2 separate regions of the Homo sapiens genome follow, and region 2 is linked to region 1. Evidence: chromatin loops called from intact Hi-C (ENCODE). Cell type or tissue: Caco-2. All regions are shown on one strand. Each heading gives the region's core, and the rest is flanking DNA. Links, peaks and the distances in the headings are about the cores only.

Region 1 (8,828 bases), core at 428-8,427:
CCTTGTCCTTTTTTTTTTTTTGAGACAGAGTCTCACTCTGTTGCCCAGGCTGGAGTGTAGTGGTGCAGTCTCGGCTCACTGCAAGCTCCGCCTCCCGGTTTCACGCCATTCTTCTGCCTCAGCCTCCCGAGTAGACTACAGGTGCCTGCCACCATGCCCGGCTAATTTTTTTTTGTATTTTTAGTAGAGATGGGGTTTCACCATGTTAGCCAGGATGGCCTCAATCTCTTGACCTCGTGATCCTCCTGCCTTGGCCTCCCAAAGTGCTGGGATTACAGGTGTGAGCCACTGTGCCCAGATTCCTTGTCCTTTTTAAACTGTCTTTATGTCTAGACTTGGGAGTATCCTGAGGGCAGAGATGGGTCATAGGACAGAACATGAGAAAAGTATCCGTAGTACTTTTACCCTTAGTAGATAGTCACCCTCCTGGACCTAAGGGTGTACCTGTGGGCAGAATGAATAATAAAACTTTCTTCCCACCCAACATTTCCTAAGAGCTGCTAATAGTTTTCCATATCTTAAAATTATGGGAAACAATATTTAGAGAGCTCCTTTTCACACTGAATAGATTTAAATGATTAATTTTCTTTCTTTTTTTTTTTTTTTTGTTTGTTTTTTAGTTTTTTGAGATAGTCTCACTCTGTCACCCAGGCTGGAGTACAGCAGCTCAATCTCAGCTCACTGTGAACTCCGCCTCCTGGATTCAAGTTATTCTCCTGCCTCGGCCTCCTGAGTAGCTGGGATTACAGGCACCCGCCACCATGCCCGGCTAATTTTTGTATTTTTGGTAGAGATGGAGTTTTGCCATGTTGGCCAGGCTGGTCTCGAACTCCTGACCTCAGATGATCCACCCGCCTCAGCCTCCCAAAATGCTGGAATTATAGGCATGAGCTACTGTGCCTGGTCTTAATTTTTATTTTTAACCTTGTTGAATGTTATTGGATCATTAAGAAGGTTTTCCAATATAGTATTAGCAACTGCAATAAAGATGTGTCTTTCTTGGGGGATGCAGTGATGACGGTGCAGGGCCCATACAGGCAGGGGTGGCGCCTGAGGGTCCCGGGCCAGGCAGCAGCACACAGGTGGCAGGATCCACTCAGGCTGCATCTCCCGTGGTGCTCATCTGGCTGCTGCCATCTGTGCTGGACCCCGCCAAGGTATAGAGTCTCATGGACACGATCTGGAAGGACCCAGACAGTGTGCCATCGATGTCCTCTAGATCAGAGGGGCCCAGGGAGGTGACTACTTCTACTCCTTTGGGGACTGCCACCGCTAAACAGCCTAGCAGCAGCTGCAGCCAGACTGCCAAGCTTGTCCATTTCACCCTCTCGGACCTAAGGGTGTACCTGGGGGCACCCACACCAGACTTGCAGTAACCACCTCCTTGGCACCTGCCCCCACCTCCAAGAGCCCAGAAGACACACCTGGCCTCCAGCAGGCTGGGCCTTCCAGAAGGGATAGCAGGGATGCATTCTCTTTGCACCTGTGGGGAGGGTCTCACTCTGGGCACCCCTCTCACCAGCTGCAAGGCCTTGGACTCATGCTGAACAGTGTGGGAGCCTCAGTTCCAACATCTATGACAGTTGGATCATGGCCTTACCCATGAAGCATTATTGAGAGAATGAAAGGAGAACAGAGATGGGCTTGCAGAGCCACATGCTGCTGGCTCCACATTCCCAGGAACAAGGATCCTACTGCATTTTTGTCTTTATATAACCCTATTATATGGACTACATTCTGCCATAAGGAAAGGAAAACCTTGGTTGCGATGGTTTAAACAAACAAGTTTGTTTTTCCACATAGCATGAATTCCAGAGATGGGTGGCTAATGGTATTGGTTCAACAGCTGTGTGATGGTAGGGGTCACATCTCCGAGATCCTTTTGCCTTGCCCTCATTTGCTTGTTACTTCATGGTCACAAGATGGCTGCCATGTCTCCAAGAATCATGTCTGTGATCAAGGACAAAAGGAGTGGGGGAAGAAGAAGGGCCAAGCTCGCTGGACCTGTCAACTTCTATCAAAAAGTAAAACTTCTGTCAGAAACCTGTTTCCTGCTCTCTCCTCCTGCAGATTTTCACTTAGGTGCCCTTGGCCTGAGCTAGCTACCACTGCACCTGTAGCTGTGAAGAAAGTTAAGACAGTAGGGAACAGAGTTGTATTGGTTGAGTAGACCAGTCATGTTCCATCTACTGAGACTGGCACACTGCCTCCTGAAATAAAACTGGAATCCCATTTAAACAAAAAAAGGAAGTGTCTTTCTTAAATGAGTTTTTTTTTGTTTTGTTTTGTTTTGTTTTTTTTTTTTGAGACGGAGTCTCGCTCTGTCGCCCAGGCTGGAGTGCAGTGGCGCGATCTCGGCTCACTGCAAGCTCTGCCTCCCGGGTTCACACCATTCTCCTGCCTCAGCCTCCCGAGTAGCTGGGACTACAGGCGCCCGCCACTACGCCCGGCTAATTTTTTGTATTTTTAGTAGAGACGGGGTTTCACCGTTTTAGCCAGGATGGTCTCGATCTCCTGACCTCGTGATCCGCCCGCCTCGGCCTCCCAAAGTGCTGGGATTACAGGCGTGAGCCACCGCGCCAGGCCTTAAATGAGTTTTATACAGACAATTGGCATATAGTCCTTTCATCAGTATCCTTAGGTCAAGATTATATTACATTGCAGATTGTCTCCAGGGTACTTTGGAGATGGATTCTAATTCTTATTCTCATATTGCAGTAACAGGGAAACTGAGAGATAGGGGTGTGTCAGAGTTTGAAAGACAAACTATTTGAAGACAGAAACTCTAGTGGAGCTTGATTATTAGCCAAAATACAGAATTTACTATTAAAGAAGAGGGTCCAGAATCCTATCCCAAGAAGTTACTTGGGCATCCAAAAACAGATCGTAAGACACATTGAAAGTGTGGAACTCAGACTTTGTATAAGGCTTTTGTATCTTGAGAAGGAAAATTTAAAACCTTAGGAGGATTGGGAGCTTCACGAGTTCATGATCCTTCTCTGCACCAAGTTTACACGTGCTAACCTTTCTGCTTTAGTAGCTAAACTTTTGATTCCATGAAATCAAAACCTTTTAATTGCTTTCTCTATTGGTGATCTTTAAGAGATAACTTGGGCTTATTGGTGTCAGTCTGTAAAGAAACCAAACTCTGAAGTGTGATACTATCTATTGAATTAGACAGGGGAAAAGCTAATTAGTACTATAGTGAGACTGGAGTGCTTCTCAGATGTTACCTAGTGGCAACTGAGGATGTGGAAGTTTACAGATTTTTAGACAGTCTATCAAATTACAATTTTCAGAAAAAAGTATTTCCAATGACTGCAATGTTTTGCCTCTATCAACTATATACTATGTATGAGTTTTTAGAAATGTTACTTTTGGGGCTGGGCGCGGTGGCTCACGCCTGTAATCCCAGCACTTTGGGAGGCCGAGGCAGGCAGATCACGAGGTCAGTAGTTCGAGACCAGCCTGGCCAACATGGCAAAACCCCATCTCTACCAAAAATACAAAAATTTGCTGGGCATGATGGCGCACGCCTGTAATCCCAGCTACTCAGGAGGCTGAGGCAGGAGAATCGCTTGAACCTAGTAGGTGGAGGTTGCAGTGAGCTGAGATTGTGCCACTGCACTCCAGCCTGGGTGACAGAGTCAGAGTCTGTCTCAAAAAGAAAAAAAAAAAGAAAAAAGAAAAGAAATGTTACTTTTGCACTTTCGTGGCCTTGGCTAGTTTTAAATGCTTTTTCATTGGTAGAAGGCTTACAGAGATCATGAAACATTAATAGTTACCATTTATTGTGTACTCTTTCTGTGCCAAGTACTGTGCTAAATATTTTAGGCATATTATCACAGTCAGTCCTTACAGCACTCCTTTGAGGAACATGGCATTTTCCCCAAAATACATTTTTAAGAACCCTTGAGATTTCAAAGATCAAGACCAGAGCAGGAAGGGAAAGCTCTGGGTCTGAACCAGGTCTGTCTGCCACCAAAACACCACTCTTGATAGGGATGATGATCTTGAACAGTGGTAAAATCTGGCATAATTCAAACACTTAAACTAGTTTGCGTATATGTATAAAATTCCTAGAATTCCTTATAAAACACACTTATGACATTGAAGTTCAGTAACTTCCCATGTTCCATATAAGCCACAGAAATATTGATTTGCCACAGTGAAAGAGTTAGTGGAAGCTATTGGGCCATCCAAAAGAAGCTAAGGCTGAAAAGGCTACATATGGTATGATTCCAAGTACATGACACCGTGGAAAAGGCAAAACTACAGAGAGTAAAAGGATCAGTGGTTGCCAAGGGCTAAGGGGAGGGAGGGATGAATAGGTGGAGCATGGAGGATTTTTAGGAATGTGAAACTATTCTGGATGATACTGTCATAGTGGATTATACATTCATCAAAATACAGAATGTGCAACACCAACAGTGAGCCATCACATGAACTATGGATTATAGTTATTAATAACATATGGATATTGGCTCATCCATTGTAACAAATGCTCCACACTAATGTAAGACATTAATGGGCATAGGTGAGGGGCTATACGGAAATCCTGTACTTTTCTTTTAATTTTCCTGTAAACCTAAAACTGCTCAAAAGTCTATTTGTTGCCTTTTTTTTTTTTTTTTTTTTTTTTTTTGAGACGGAGTCTTGCTCTGTCACCCAGGGTGGAGTGCAGTGGCATGATGATCTCAGCTTACTGCAACCTCTGCTTCCTGGGTTCAAGTGATTCTCCTGCCTCAGCTTCCCGAGTAGATGGGATTACAGGCACCCATCAACACAACCGGCTAATTTTTGTATTTTTAATACAGACGGGGTTTCACCATGTTGGCCTGGCTGGTCTTGAACTCCTGACCTCAAGTGATCTACTCACCTTGGCCTTCCAGAGTGCTAGGATTACAGGCAGGATTCCCTTCATTTTTAAAATTACTGACCCCAGGCCACAAGACATCAATCATGGTAAAAATTCCACTGTCCTTGATGGCACACTTGATATTTTGCTAGCTCTGTGGATGAGCTTTTCCTTATCTGTTTTCTCTCTCCCATTCCAGCTGCCAGCATGCTAGCTGCTTACGTTTGGTCTACCCACTCCCAGCCTGTCCTACCTCCTGCCATCAGATTAATCTTCCTGAAATGGAGTCCTGAGTCTATCATTCCCCTGGGGAAAAACCTTTGTTCATGCTACTCTCCCTCCTCGGTTTCTCCATCACCTGCATCACGTGGTCTGTCCTCTCTGAAATCTCGTTAGAAGCAGTCATTGAAATCAGAAGTGACCTCTATCATAGTATGTTGTTTGTAGCTTGTTGACATTTGTTCAGACACTCTTGCATTAAACATCACGTTGTACTTGCCTCCCCCTCCCCCTCAGTTGGACTGTAGGTTACCTGATGGTTAAGACTAAGACTGTTTTCCCTCCACCTTGGTTTTTGAATCACCTGGAGTGCTTTTAATACAGTGGGTCCTTGAAAAATGCATTCAGCTGAATTCAGTGTGTCTGTGTTCTCAGTCTATCCAGAGCTCTGCTATTAGGTGAAATGGAAGAGAAACTCATTGCCTATATGACTGTTATTGTGACGTACAGTGCAATAGCTGATATGTTTCTGACATTAGAATGCTCTCATTTATTGGTATTTGATCACTGGCATATTATATTTGGGATTTGTAGCCCTACTTTGACTGCTCTACTATGTATTGAATGAAGAGTTTAGATTGGTATTAATATGTTTTAACCAGTACATTTTAAACCAGTCAAACATCTAACCACATGCAAAAGAAGGGCACGTACTTATCATGCTTCTTCACATGCTTACCATGCTTGTTACATGACAAAGGGTTGCCTTTACCTATTTTTCCTTTTAGAAGATTGAAAATATTTAAATGATGCTGTTGTTTTGATCACTGTTTTACATTCTTTGAAGATTGAGGAATCTGGTGACTATTTTATCAAGCGATTTTTCTCCTGGAGTTTTCTTTTTTAACCTTTTGTGGCTTAATTCCAGTAAAAGATTTTCAAGTAAGTGAAAATGAGTTGCATATATCCATTAAGTCTTTTTCTTTATCTTAAGTAAAAGGGGAGATGAAGTAGAAATATTTAGCAACTCAGTTATTGCCTCTAGCATTTAAGAGTTCAGCTTGAAGAAAAGTAGTTGACTTGAAAGAATATGACTTAAGGACAGAGGTGAGAAGGAGATAAAGAAGTGCATCTATAGGAACAAATTTGTTTCTTATTTGCTTTAAAAATTGTTTAAGTAAAGCACATTTCACCAAGTTGAATTTCAGCTTGAGAGATGTCCAGATGTGAAACGGCAAAACTCCAAATACTGCATATACTGTGCTTTTAGAAAAATAAAGTAGTTTTTTTGTTTTGTTTTCTTTTTATTCTTTAAAAATGAAGGTCAAGAAAAATATCAGCAGGAAAGTCAGAAGTGGATTTAGATATATAAATGTCCTCATTGAGGAACAAGGGGGTGATCTTTTTTTTTTTTTTTTTTTTTTTGAGATAGAGTCTTACTCTGTTACCCAGGCTGGAGTGCAATGGCGAGATCATGGCTCACTGCAGCCTTGACCTCCCAGGCTCAAGCAATTGTTCCACTTCAGCCTCTTGAGTAGCTGGGACTATGCGTGTGCCACCATGCCTGGATAATGTTTGTGTTTTTTACAGAGACGGGGTTTTGCCATGTTGTCCAGGCTGTCTAGAACTCCAGGGCTTAAGCAATCCTCCCGCCTCAGCCTCCCAGAGTTCTGAGATTACAGGCATGAGCTACTACACCCAGCCAGGGATGATCTTTTTAAAAGGAAGTATAGTTTAATAATAATATGCAGAAAATAGGCTTAAGATTTTAGTTGACTATAAACTTAATATAAATCTATAATGTAATGTGGTTGCCCGAACCATTCTTAAAATATTAGGTTGTTTCAGTATGTTTTACTGTTTTGAGGAAAGATAAGCATCCTATTAAGATTTCAGGTGGACATACTTTTTAAGCTTTTGTATTTGTTTCACTTATAAAAATCATCAAGCTATAACAAAACTTAAGTCAACTTGTGATGTTTGCCTTCCAACAGTAGCTGATGGCATATTTTTTTCAAGTTCATACTGGATTATAGTTGAATTAAAAGTTATTTCTTAATTCTCCAGGATAATAGAAACATTAATTGTTCAGAGAAACTCCAAATATAAGGAACTTTAGAGAAAAGATGTGTTTGAGTATGTGCGTGTGTTGGGGGAGGGGGTTGCCGGAATACATGATGGAAACTTGTCTAAAGAATTCTAGTGCTTTAACTAGAGCAGAAAATAGAGCAGAAAATAGCCACAGATGTTAACTGACGGTTGAACATGTGTGAATTGGATCTTTGAAAATTTACACATGGATTTTCTTTGCAAGTTATGTGCTTCACAGAGAAGAAAGGTATATGTTCCCTTTTGCATGTCTGCTTGCTTTCCAAAGACTAGCTGCTATCTTAACTTAAAAAATTTTATTTTTCATGCCAGAAAACATTGTATTTTAAAAATTGATAAAGACACTCCATTTGTAAGTACTTGTTTTAAAGTAATATATCTAGAAGGCAAGATAGTGGCCCCCTTTCCTGTCAATGTGGAGTTCCAAAGCAGCTGAAGGTAGAAATTAACAGTCGGTAAGAGAGCTATCAAAAGAAAACCAGGAGCCAGAGACCAACTACTGGTAGTCAGTAGTAATTCTGATTGTCTACTCAATCTGCCAAGGAAAACTAAATACATTTTTTCCCCTGAGTCAGGTTAACACTTAAAGTATAAAAGGAAGTACATTCAGGATCTCATATGCCATAGTTCAAAATATTTTTTTACTTTATATATCATCAGATACATACGTGCACACACATGTAAATATGCATCATCCATGGGATGTGATCTCAGGGAGATAAGTACCAACTCATATATTCCTTTTAAACCCACTCACCATTGCCCCAATTTTTGTTCCTTCTAACTGCATTCAACTCTTCAATTCATAATCATACAGATTCATGCAAATAACAGTAACGTGTTTACCTGGTTTTACATTCTAATGTTCTATTTCTAGAACTGCTTAAAATGTTAAGTAGCACGCATTCCTGTAGTCTTAGTTACTCATGAGTCTGAGTTGGGAGGATCGCTTGAGGTTGAGGCTGCAGTGAGCTGTGAATGTGCCACTGCACACTAGCCTGGGTGACAAAGTGAGACCCTGTTTCAAAAAAAAAAAAAAAAAAAGTAAGTATATAAGAAAGACACTGTAAAGCAGAAGTTTTTCATTTCTTGTAAGTTCACCAGAGGAGTTGGGAATTGGGAAGAGAGTTGGGTAGCAACAACTAGAAGTTAGATCCATCGCATACGAGTATGCGATTGTTGAATTACATCCTTACCTGGAAAATGAGCTGTTGTAAGGGTTAAATGAAAACCTATCTAAAGCACCTATTTTAGAGTAGGAACTCACTAAGATGGTAGGGCTGCTGCTTTTATAAGGGGACTGTATTAGTCCATTTTCACGCTGCCGATAAAGACATACCTGAGACTGGGCAATTTACGAAATAAAGACGTTTATTTTATTTTATTTATTTTTTGAGACAAGAGTCTTGCTCTATCACCCAGGCTGGAGTGCAGTGGCATGATCTCAGCTCACTGCAACCTCCGCCTCCTGGGTTCAAGAGATTCTTCTGTCTCAGCCTCCCAAGTAGTTGGGACCACCAGGCACGCACCACCATGCCCAGGTAATTTTTCTGTATTTTTTTAGTAGAGACGGGGTTTCACCATGTTGGCCGGGCTGGTCTCAAACTCCTGACCTTAGGTGATCTGCTCACCTCGGCCTCCC
Region 2 (8,828 bases), core at 432-8,431, 55 kb before region 1:
TCATCATTTTTTATGGCTGCATAGTATTCCATGGTGTATATGTGCCACATTTTCTTAATCCAGTCTATCATTGTTGGACATTTGGGTTGGTTCCAAGTCTTTGCTATTGTGAATAGTGCCGCAATAAACATACGTGTGCATGTGTCTTTATAGCAGCATGATTTATAATCCTTTGGGTATATACCCAGTAATGGGATGGCTGGGTCAAATAGTATTTCTAGTTCTAGATCCCTGAGGAATCACCACACTAACTTCCACAATGGTTGAACTAGTTTACAGTCCCACCAACAGTGTAAAAGTGTTCCTATTTCTCCACATCCTCTTCAGCACCTGTTGTTTCCTGACTTTTTAATGATTGCCATTCTAACTGGTGTGAGATGGTATCTCATTTTGGTTTTGATTTGCAAGAAATTAGATATTCTTATTCAGATTTACACAGCGGACCAAATGAATTTTTCTCTTGTGTGAAATTTATAAATAATTCTTCTATTCTGGAAAGACATCCTGGGTTTGGAGACCCAGGCTTGGTTTAAAAACAAATGAACAGTCTGATGCAGTGGCTCACACCTGTAATCCCAGCACTTTGGGAGGCTGAGGTGGGCATCCCTCAGGAGGTCAGGAGTTTGAGACCTGCCTGGCCAACTTGGTGAAACCCTGTCTCTACTAAAAATACAAAAAAAATTTAGCCTGGCATGGTGGCGCATGCCTGTAGTCCCAGCTACTTGAGAGGCTGAGTCATGAGAATCGCTTGAACCCAGGAGGCAGAGGTTGCAGTGAGCCAAGATCGTACTACTGCACTCCAGCCTGGGCAACAAGAGCGAGACTCTGTCTCAAAAAAAAAAAAAAAAAAAAAAGAGAACAAACAAAACCAACAAGTGTTAAGTAGATGTTTGTAAGTATGAAAATAGTGTGGGGACTTTTGTATGAAAGTGGGATTAAGGAACCCTCTTTCATGTGTAGATCCTGATGCCATGTACATTGAAAGCATATTTGCAGAAAAGGATAAATTATTTTCGTAAAGCCTAAACTATCTCTCCATTTTCCTGCATAATTATGACAAGCTTCTTAACTATTCCAGGCCCTAGTGACCTCACTGCAACAAAGAGGGTATTGGCAGCCAATCAGGAACTCTAACTCTTGTTGGTAAACTTGTCTTGTCACTGTTAGTTACCCTCACTTCTCCACCTGGGAAATTCTTCTAATGCCAAACTTGAAGATTTGGGGCTTTGTGTTATTATGGTAGGTGGCCATAGTCGCTTACAGCCTTGTCTAACCCGAATATCCTCTGAAGTTGTGTGTTGATTTATAACTTTGGAAGGTTCTTAGAAATGTGTCATGGGGGAACAGTTCCAGGAATGATGTGGAAGGCAGGCTTTCCATAAAGTTCCCCTGCCCTTAGTATCTTGTGTGACTATTATGAGAGCAGCAAACTTCGTAGGACTAAACTTGGAAGGACACAGCATCTCTGCCTTGAAGCACAAAGTTGAGCACACCATTCAGCAGCCTTTACTAAGCACCTATTATTTCTTTTGCCCTTGGTAGGGATATAGAAATGGATGAGACTCGAGGGCCTGTGCTCAGTGTCTCATAATTTTAGTGTCTTGATGAAGCCATGTTTTTAACATGGGGGTGGCAGTCTCTTTCATCGTTTCAGATTCTTTAGAGTGCCTGTGAATACGTATTGGTTTACTAACAACTTCGGCCTAGGGTTTGCCTATTTTTCAAAAGAAAATTCAGTTTAAGGAAGTTTGATTATGTAGTCCTTTAAAGCTTAAGATTAAGCAGTTGTGAAATACTTTTGGAAGCTGGTATGAAGCAGGAATGTACCACGGGTCAAATTTACAGAGGGTATCAGCTTACCTGAAATCTTGGACTTTAGGTTCTCTCATCTTTATATTCCATTCTCCCATTCCCACCCCAGTTTTAGTGTCTTGGAATCAGTTCTCTTCCTTCTAGTGTGTTCTTTGATGTATAAATGCCATCTCTGATAACTATTCTTTAAGTTGTGAGAGGGGGCAGATATCCTTTTAGGTATTTTCTTCCAGATAAAAGCAGTTCCCAACTCTTAGAAGATGGTTCAATGAACAATTGAAATGAATTATCTATTCAAGTATACTTAGGATTCCTTGTAGAAATTTTGAAACACATAGAATAACAATGTGTATTTATAATGCTAAGGCTGGGCACCATGGCTCACTCCTGTAATCCCAGCACTTTGGGAGGCGTAAACTGGAGGACTGTTTGAGCTCAGGGGTAAGTTCAAGGCCAGCGTGGGTAACATAGTGAGACCTTTTCTCTACTGAAAATAAATAAAGGTTAAATTTTTAAAAATACAAAATAAATGCTAAATTGTGGACATATTTTTTTCTTTCTTTCTTTCTTTTTTGAGACAGGGTCTTGCTTTGTCACCCAGGCTGGAATACAGTGGCGCGATCATAGTTTGCTGCAGCCTCCACTTCATGGGCTCAAGTAATCCTGCCTCAGCCTTCCGAGTAGCTGAGACTATAGGCTTGCACCACCACACTCAGCCAATTTTTTGTATTTTTTTGTAGAGATGGGGCTTCACCATGTTGCCCATGCTAGTCTCAAACTCCTGAACTCAAGGGATTCATTCACCTTGGCCTCCCAAAGTGGTGGGAGCTACCCCAGCCGGACATATTTCTATGAATTGGTAATTCCTGGTTTTCTGCTTTTCCTTGAAGAGAAACACCCTAAATAATACCCTATTACAGAACAGATTCCAAGCCCTGGTTTTGGGGCCTCTTGCCAACCCTCCCTTCAATATATCCCTCAAATCTAAGCATTTCGTAATTATGCCAAACTTTCAATTGTTTAATAAAAACTTTGAGAGACCTTTTGAGTCATATTCATCACTTTGTGTTCCATCTCCATAATAAACTGGCACCAAGCAGCCACTCAAATGTTTGTTGAACAAATGAGTGAATTTTAATACAAAGTGTATGGTGGCCTTGGTGTCTCTGTGTGAAGGTAGCAGGTAGAGAATAGGGGAAATTAAACAGCGACCATGTCAACTCCTTATTGAATTAGGTAGATTTTGGGCTATTTTTACATTGGATTTTGTACGTGTTCTTTGGGAAATGGACTCCTAAAGGACCCTTTCATTTCTAATTTATACTTCTATTTCAAAATACTCTCTAACAACTTGCTTTCATTCTGCTCCTTGAATCTGTGAATAAGCCTTATTGTGTAATTTTCATAGAATGCAATTGCTTTGAACTGTCATCTGATGCTGCAAGTGGTATTTTGTGAGTTGCTAATACATCAGAAAGCTGTGTTCTTCACAATGTCCTCATGTTTTTTGTGGTTCACGGCAGCAAGTAAAGATGAACTGTGGAGGTTGCAGTTAATCAAGTTACTTTAAAATGAAAAGAATTTTGAAGCCACTTAAATGACCTGCTTCTTGGGCTTGGCAGTGACAAGTCCCTTCCTGGGCCCACTTAGATTTAACAGCAGGAGGTACTGGGCAAAGAATAAGGGCTGCAATGTTGACAGACCTTAGTTCCGGCCCTGGCTTTACCATTGACCCAGCAAATAGCTGTGGGCAGTCCCTTTCCCTTGCTTGACTTTGGTTTCCTCATTTATAGGAAAGAGATAATGCCTATCTCTGAGGGTGATCATGAGAACCACAGAACCACACAGTAACATATGGAAACGTCCTTTATAGGCAGTAAAGCCACATCTTAAGTGAATTATTTTATTAGCTCCATGATGGATCTTTAAATGACAGTGTTATTATCCATGCCAGTGGTTCTTATCAAAAGCCACTACTTAGTAAATATTGAGTAATGCAGAAATATTTGCAGGCAGTCTCTGTGGCCCAGAAGGACTTGCTTTTGCTGTTAAGATTTTCTCAAATTCCCTAACCTTCCTAGACTTACAATTTGACAGTAGATTATGAAAGGTGTTCTCTCCCATTCAAGGAAGGTGAGGCCAAAGTGTGTGTAGTTAGAAAGTCAGTGGGCCAGGCAGAAGGTCAGAAGGCAAGGAATGGGTATGTACAAGGAAGTCCCATGAGGGTACACATTTTTTATACTTATTACCCTGTGTCTGGTGCTTTGACTCACATGTGGCACATAGAACCTACGAATTGAACATTAGTTGAGTAAAGTCCACAGAATGGTGCTATCTTTGCTCCATTAATGATCATACTCTTATTGAGTGTAAATAAATAAAATTACCTCACAGAGATATTTTGGAGCCCTTTGGGAGCCTTTCCCGATAAGATATTTTATTTTTTCATCATATATTTTTACAGAGCATGCAGCCTGTGCAGGGAGGTGTGCTGGGCACCATGAGGACACAAATACGTCTTCTAGGAGTTTACTGTTAACCAAAGCAGGATAGGAGGGCATTTTGAGCTGAGACAATCAGGAAGACTTTGGGAAGAAAAGTGCCCACTGGGTCAAGCCTGGAAGATAGGTAGGATCCCACTAGATGGGGTCAATATGTTGCAATTGCAATTTAAAGCTTTGTGGGTGTGTATTTTAATTCACACATTAAGTAAAATCTCTTATTTGGACAGGATGATAACAGAGTTTGGGAGCCCCTCAGCAGCTGTCCTGGGCTGGTACAATATTGCATGGTTTGTGGAGGCAGTTGTGGGCAGAGGCCGAGGGACGGGGTTCTGCTGGGGCTTCTGTCTTCTGCTGGGGGGTTAGTTGAGGCCGGAAGGGTGCAGCAGCATAGGAAAGATGGGGAGAGCACCGCCTTTTTAATGTGACTCCAGTGCCCACTCTTCCAAGTTGGGGATGGTGTGACAAGCACATGGGCTCCCACTAGGAGTTTTATTTTGGATCCAAACCTTACTGTTTCTGAAGTACTTACTATAAAATGAAAATATCCTGTCAGAAATGGGAAAGTCTTTAAGCTGAAATTAAAAAGAGAAACTGGAAATCATGAGGTATCTTGGGGATTAACTGTTCAGAACAGTAGAGATGGAGGATTAGGTGATGGTATGTGAGTGTGGCAGGTATCATTTAAGAAAACACAGGGAAAGAAATATAACTTTTTTTTTGAGACAGAGTCTCATACTGTCACCTAGGCTGGAGTGCAGTGGTGCCATCTCAGCTCACTGCAACCTCCGCCTCCTGGGTTGAAGCGATTCTCCTGCCTGAGCCTCCTGAGTAGCTGGGATTACAGCTGGGATTACCACCGCGCCTGGCTAATTTTTGTATTTTTAGTAGAGATGGGATTTCACCATGTTGCCCAGGCTAGTCTGGAACTCCTGACTCAGTAATCTGCCTGCCTCGACCTCCCAAAGTGCTGGGATTACAGGCGTGAGCCACCGTGCCTGGCCTAAAAATTATAATTTTTAAAGTCTATTCATTATGGAGTAATGATGAGCTCACTTAGTGAGGATTCACTGGAAGGTAGTTTTTCTGTACGCGCAGAGTGCTATCTATGTGCAAGGAGCCCTGACAAATTGGCAGGAGACATGAAGATGATCAAAAGCTTCCTCTAAGGATCCCCTAGTTTGGAGAGACAGACAGACTGATTTACAGTGGGGGGCTTTTCTGATGAGTGATGTAATAAAAATGTGAACTAAAGTGCCAAGGAGAGCCAATGGATTTAGATTCAGAGATCCATGGAATTTTGCCTGAGATGATGTGAAAGGCACCACCTGCAGAAGGTGGGAGAATGGCTTTCCAGGCAGAGAGAAGGGTGGAGCAGAAGCACTCAGCGTTGGAGGGAGTGGTGTGGTCCTGGAACACGGTGCTGCCTGGGAGCTCTGGCTAAAGTGTGGGCTTCCTGGATGTGGGGAGATGCAAAGTGCTCTAGAACTTGTTCTGTAGGAAATAGGGGAGCCATCAAAAGTTTTGAGAGGGGAAGTAATAAGGAAGACGCTTCTGTTGGCCATGGGGAGAATGAGTGGAAAAGGGGTAGTGGCTGAGTGACTAGACCTGTTCTGAGAGTTTTATGGGAGAGACATTAAGACCTGGACTCTCGCAATGGAGGTGCAGAGGAAGATTGAGAGCTTCTGTACTTTTCTGAAATGTGAGAGCTCAGTTTTAAAGTTTAGATTGGACTGAGTTTATTAAAGAAAAAGAAAATGTTTTTGACACATGTCAATCTTTGTTGACACCCGTTGGTATCAATGCTGTGGGGTGAGGTCTCCATGTTCAAGGAATGGAGCCACAATGGAAAATTGGGAGTGGTAGGAAGGGGGATGGGACAAGGATGAGGACATCCATGGAAGCTCCTGCCCGTTTGCACACTGCTTTTTTTTTTTTTTTTTTTTTTTCCCTGAGACTGAGTCTAACTCTATCGCCCAGGGTGGAGTACAGTGGCACAATCTTGGCTCACTGCAACCTCCACCTCCCAGGTTCAAGTGATTCTCCTGATTCTCTTGCCTCAGCCTCCCAAGTAGCTGGGACTACAGGTGCCCCCCACCACACCTGGCTAATTTTTTGTATTTTTAGTAGAGATGGGGTTTCACCGTGTTAGCCAGGATGGTCTGGATCTCCTGACCTTGTGATCCGCCCACCTCAGCCTTCCAAAGTGCTGGGATTACAGGCGTGAGCCGCCGCACCTGGCCTTGATTCACTTGTTAGAAATAATACTGTAAAAATAAAAAAACTAGCCAAGTGTGGTGGCGTGTGCCTGTAGTCCCAGCTACTTGGGAGGCTGAGGTGAGAAGATTGCTTGAGCCCAGGAGGCTGAGGTTGCAGTAAGTCATGATGGCACCACTGCACTCCAGCCTGGGTGACAGTGCCAGTTCCTGTCTCAAAAAAAAAAAAAATAAAAATAAAGGAAAAGAAATGATATTGTAAAATCCAAAGGCAAATTTCTCTCTCTGCCTGGTGTTTCAATACTCCTGTCTCTGAATGTTAAATGTTCAGCTGCATATGATTTTTTTCTGATTGATTGTCTCAGGTGTTTAATGAAGACTGCCTTTGTAAATCACATGTTGTTATCCTCTATTTCTAGCTATTGTGGACGATGAAAGGCTCTCTGCAGAGGAGATGGATGAGAGGAGGCGGCAGAACATTGCTTATGAATATCTGTGCCACTTAGAGGAAGCCAAAAGGTAAGATCCAGACTTAGTCTATTTGTGCACCATCTCTTGGAGATAAGCTTTGTGATAAGGGCGTGGGATTTGATGACCAGAGGGTTCTGAAATGGGCCAGCAATTCTAAAGAGTTGTCGTAGTTGGAGATGGCCAGGGAGAGATTCTTGCCTGCACTCAGTGATTTAGATTTGGCCAAACCTCCCATGCCAGGAGGCCAGTGGGCTAGGGGATGACCCCTCCACACTCTGCTCCACTCCTGAGTCACAGCTGGGTGCACATCACACTCCTGTGCATATGCTACATAGTTCTAATAACTCATTTGCAGTCTTGTTGGCAGCAGGATAATGGGAGAAGAAGCATCTATTTCTTGCAAATGGTTGGGCAGAGTTGAGAAAAAGTTGATGCCACAGCCAAAGTTGAGGCACTAGGAGGAAGGCAACTATTCATTTCCCTGCCTCGGAGCCTCCCAGGAAATCACGGGGCCAACTGCAGATTGTTTCAAATTCTTCATCTCACTGGCTTGGATGTAGAGGAGCAACAATGACTTAAATCAACTTCCTTTTTCCGCAGAGCTTCCTTGGGTCTTTTCCCCACTCGCAGCCCAATGATGATAAATGCCCAGCAGGACAGTGGCATATCAGACTGAAGTCCATCAGTCCCTAAGTAGGTTTATGACAGCAATCTCCTCTTTAAACCGTGGGTGTGTGGCCACTTAGGGTATATTGTCTCTAAAATCACATTGACTCTTTTAGGCTTTTTAGATTAAATAAATGTTGCGTTCTCCAAGGAGAAAGTGAAGATAAAGAGTCCTAAGTGCAAATACTTTCCTCATGAGAGGAATTGAGAGAACTTTATCCTTTGTGGGGTGAATACTACAGAGTTCATATACCATGAGTTAGAGTTTGATTGAATGCTTTATGCCAGGGTGGAGCGACAGTATTGTTCCCTGGACAAAGATATGTTCCAGCCCTCTTAGCTATATAGAAATAAATACTTGGTTAAATGGTCACTGGTGTTAATTATCTCTGATCACTGATGAATGGCTATCTACAGAACTAGAATGATGAGGTTTTTAATCAGTATTTTGGTGACACATGCCCTAATTTGACATCAAAATTGCTTTCAAGGGGTTTCTCAGAGTTGTTTAATATTTTAGTAGTGTCACGTAACTTTCTTTAGGCTCTAAAAACCAAGTTTTAAAGATTGTTTAACATGTCTGTGAAGTCTACAGTTAGGTTGCAGGATGCTAGCGATTCACTATCAGTCTAAGATCATTAAAAACATGCTTTTAGTCAAGTTGTCGCAAAAAAGTTAGATAAGGAGATTGATTCATAGGCATTAGAAAGAAGTGGTCCCAACCACTCCTGAGGCTAAGGTGGGAGGATCACTTGAGCCTGGGAGGTGGAGGCTGCAGTGAGCTGAGATCGGGCTGCTGCACTCCAGCCTGGGTGGCAGAGTGAGACGCTGTCTTTAAAAAAAAAAAAAAAAAAAAGGAAAAGAAAGAAAGAAAAAGAAAAGAAAAAATATACTTTCAGTGAATAAGTTCAAGGAGATAGTAGAAAAACTTACTTTTCTATTGATACTCACTTTACATTTTGTTTTTGCCTCCTGTTTTTAACAAGTGGGAAGGGGTGTCATGTAGAGGAAAATGATATGTGATTGGGAGTTGGTTTGCCTAACTTCCTGGTCCCAGCTCCACCACTTACACAAGCAGCTTGACCTTCCACAGACCATTTTACCTGTGGGAAGTTCAATTTGTCCCCTCTGTAAATGAGACAATCAAGATGATGTTACTTAT

What was found. Peaks named below come from ENCODE experiments on the same cell type or tissue, not always from the same donor. Only the 100,000 strongest peaks of a DNase experiment are listed, where the experiment ranks them.
Region 2: a loop joins it to region 1, with 7 times the contacts of the local background. A loop is called at or near these places in 2 of 110 quality-filtered maps.

The regions. Positions count from the first base shown.
Region 1 is chr5:76,509,394-76,518,221 of GRCh38, forward strand. All of the region lies in intron 2 of IQGAP2 (IQ motif containing GTPase activating protein 2), which reads left to right. It also overlaps the pseudogene SRXN1P1. Among named protein-coding and RNA genes, the nearest start is that of F2RL2, 110 kb to the right of the region's middle. In Caco-2, for the core only: no CTCF peak of the experiment used is centred there; a DNase peak (open chromatin) is centred at 5,048.
Region 2 is chr5:76,454,622-76,463,449 of GRCh38, forward strand. IQGAP2 (IQ motif containing GTPase activating protein 2) reads left to right here. Exons shown (of 36, transcript NM_006633.5): 2 at 6,949-7,048. Among named protein-coding and RNA genes, the nearest start is that of IQGAP2, 56 kb to the left of the region's middle. In Caco-2, for the core only: no CTCF peak of the experiment used is centred there; a DNase peak (open chromatin) is centred at 3,533.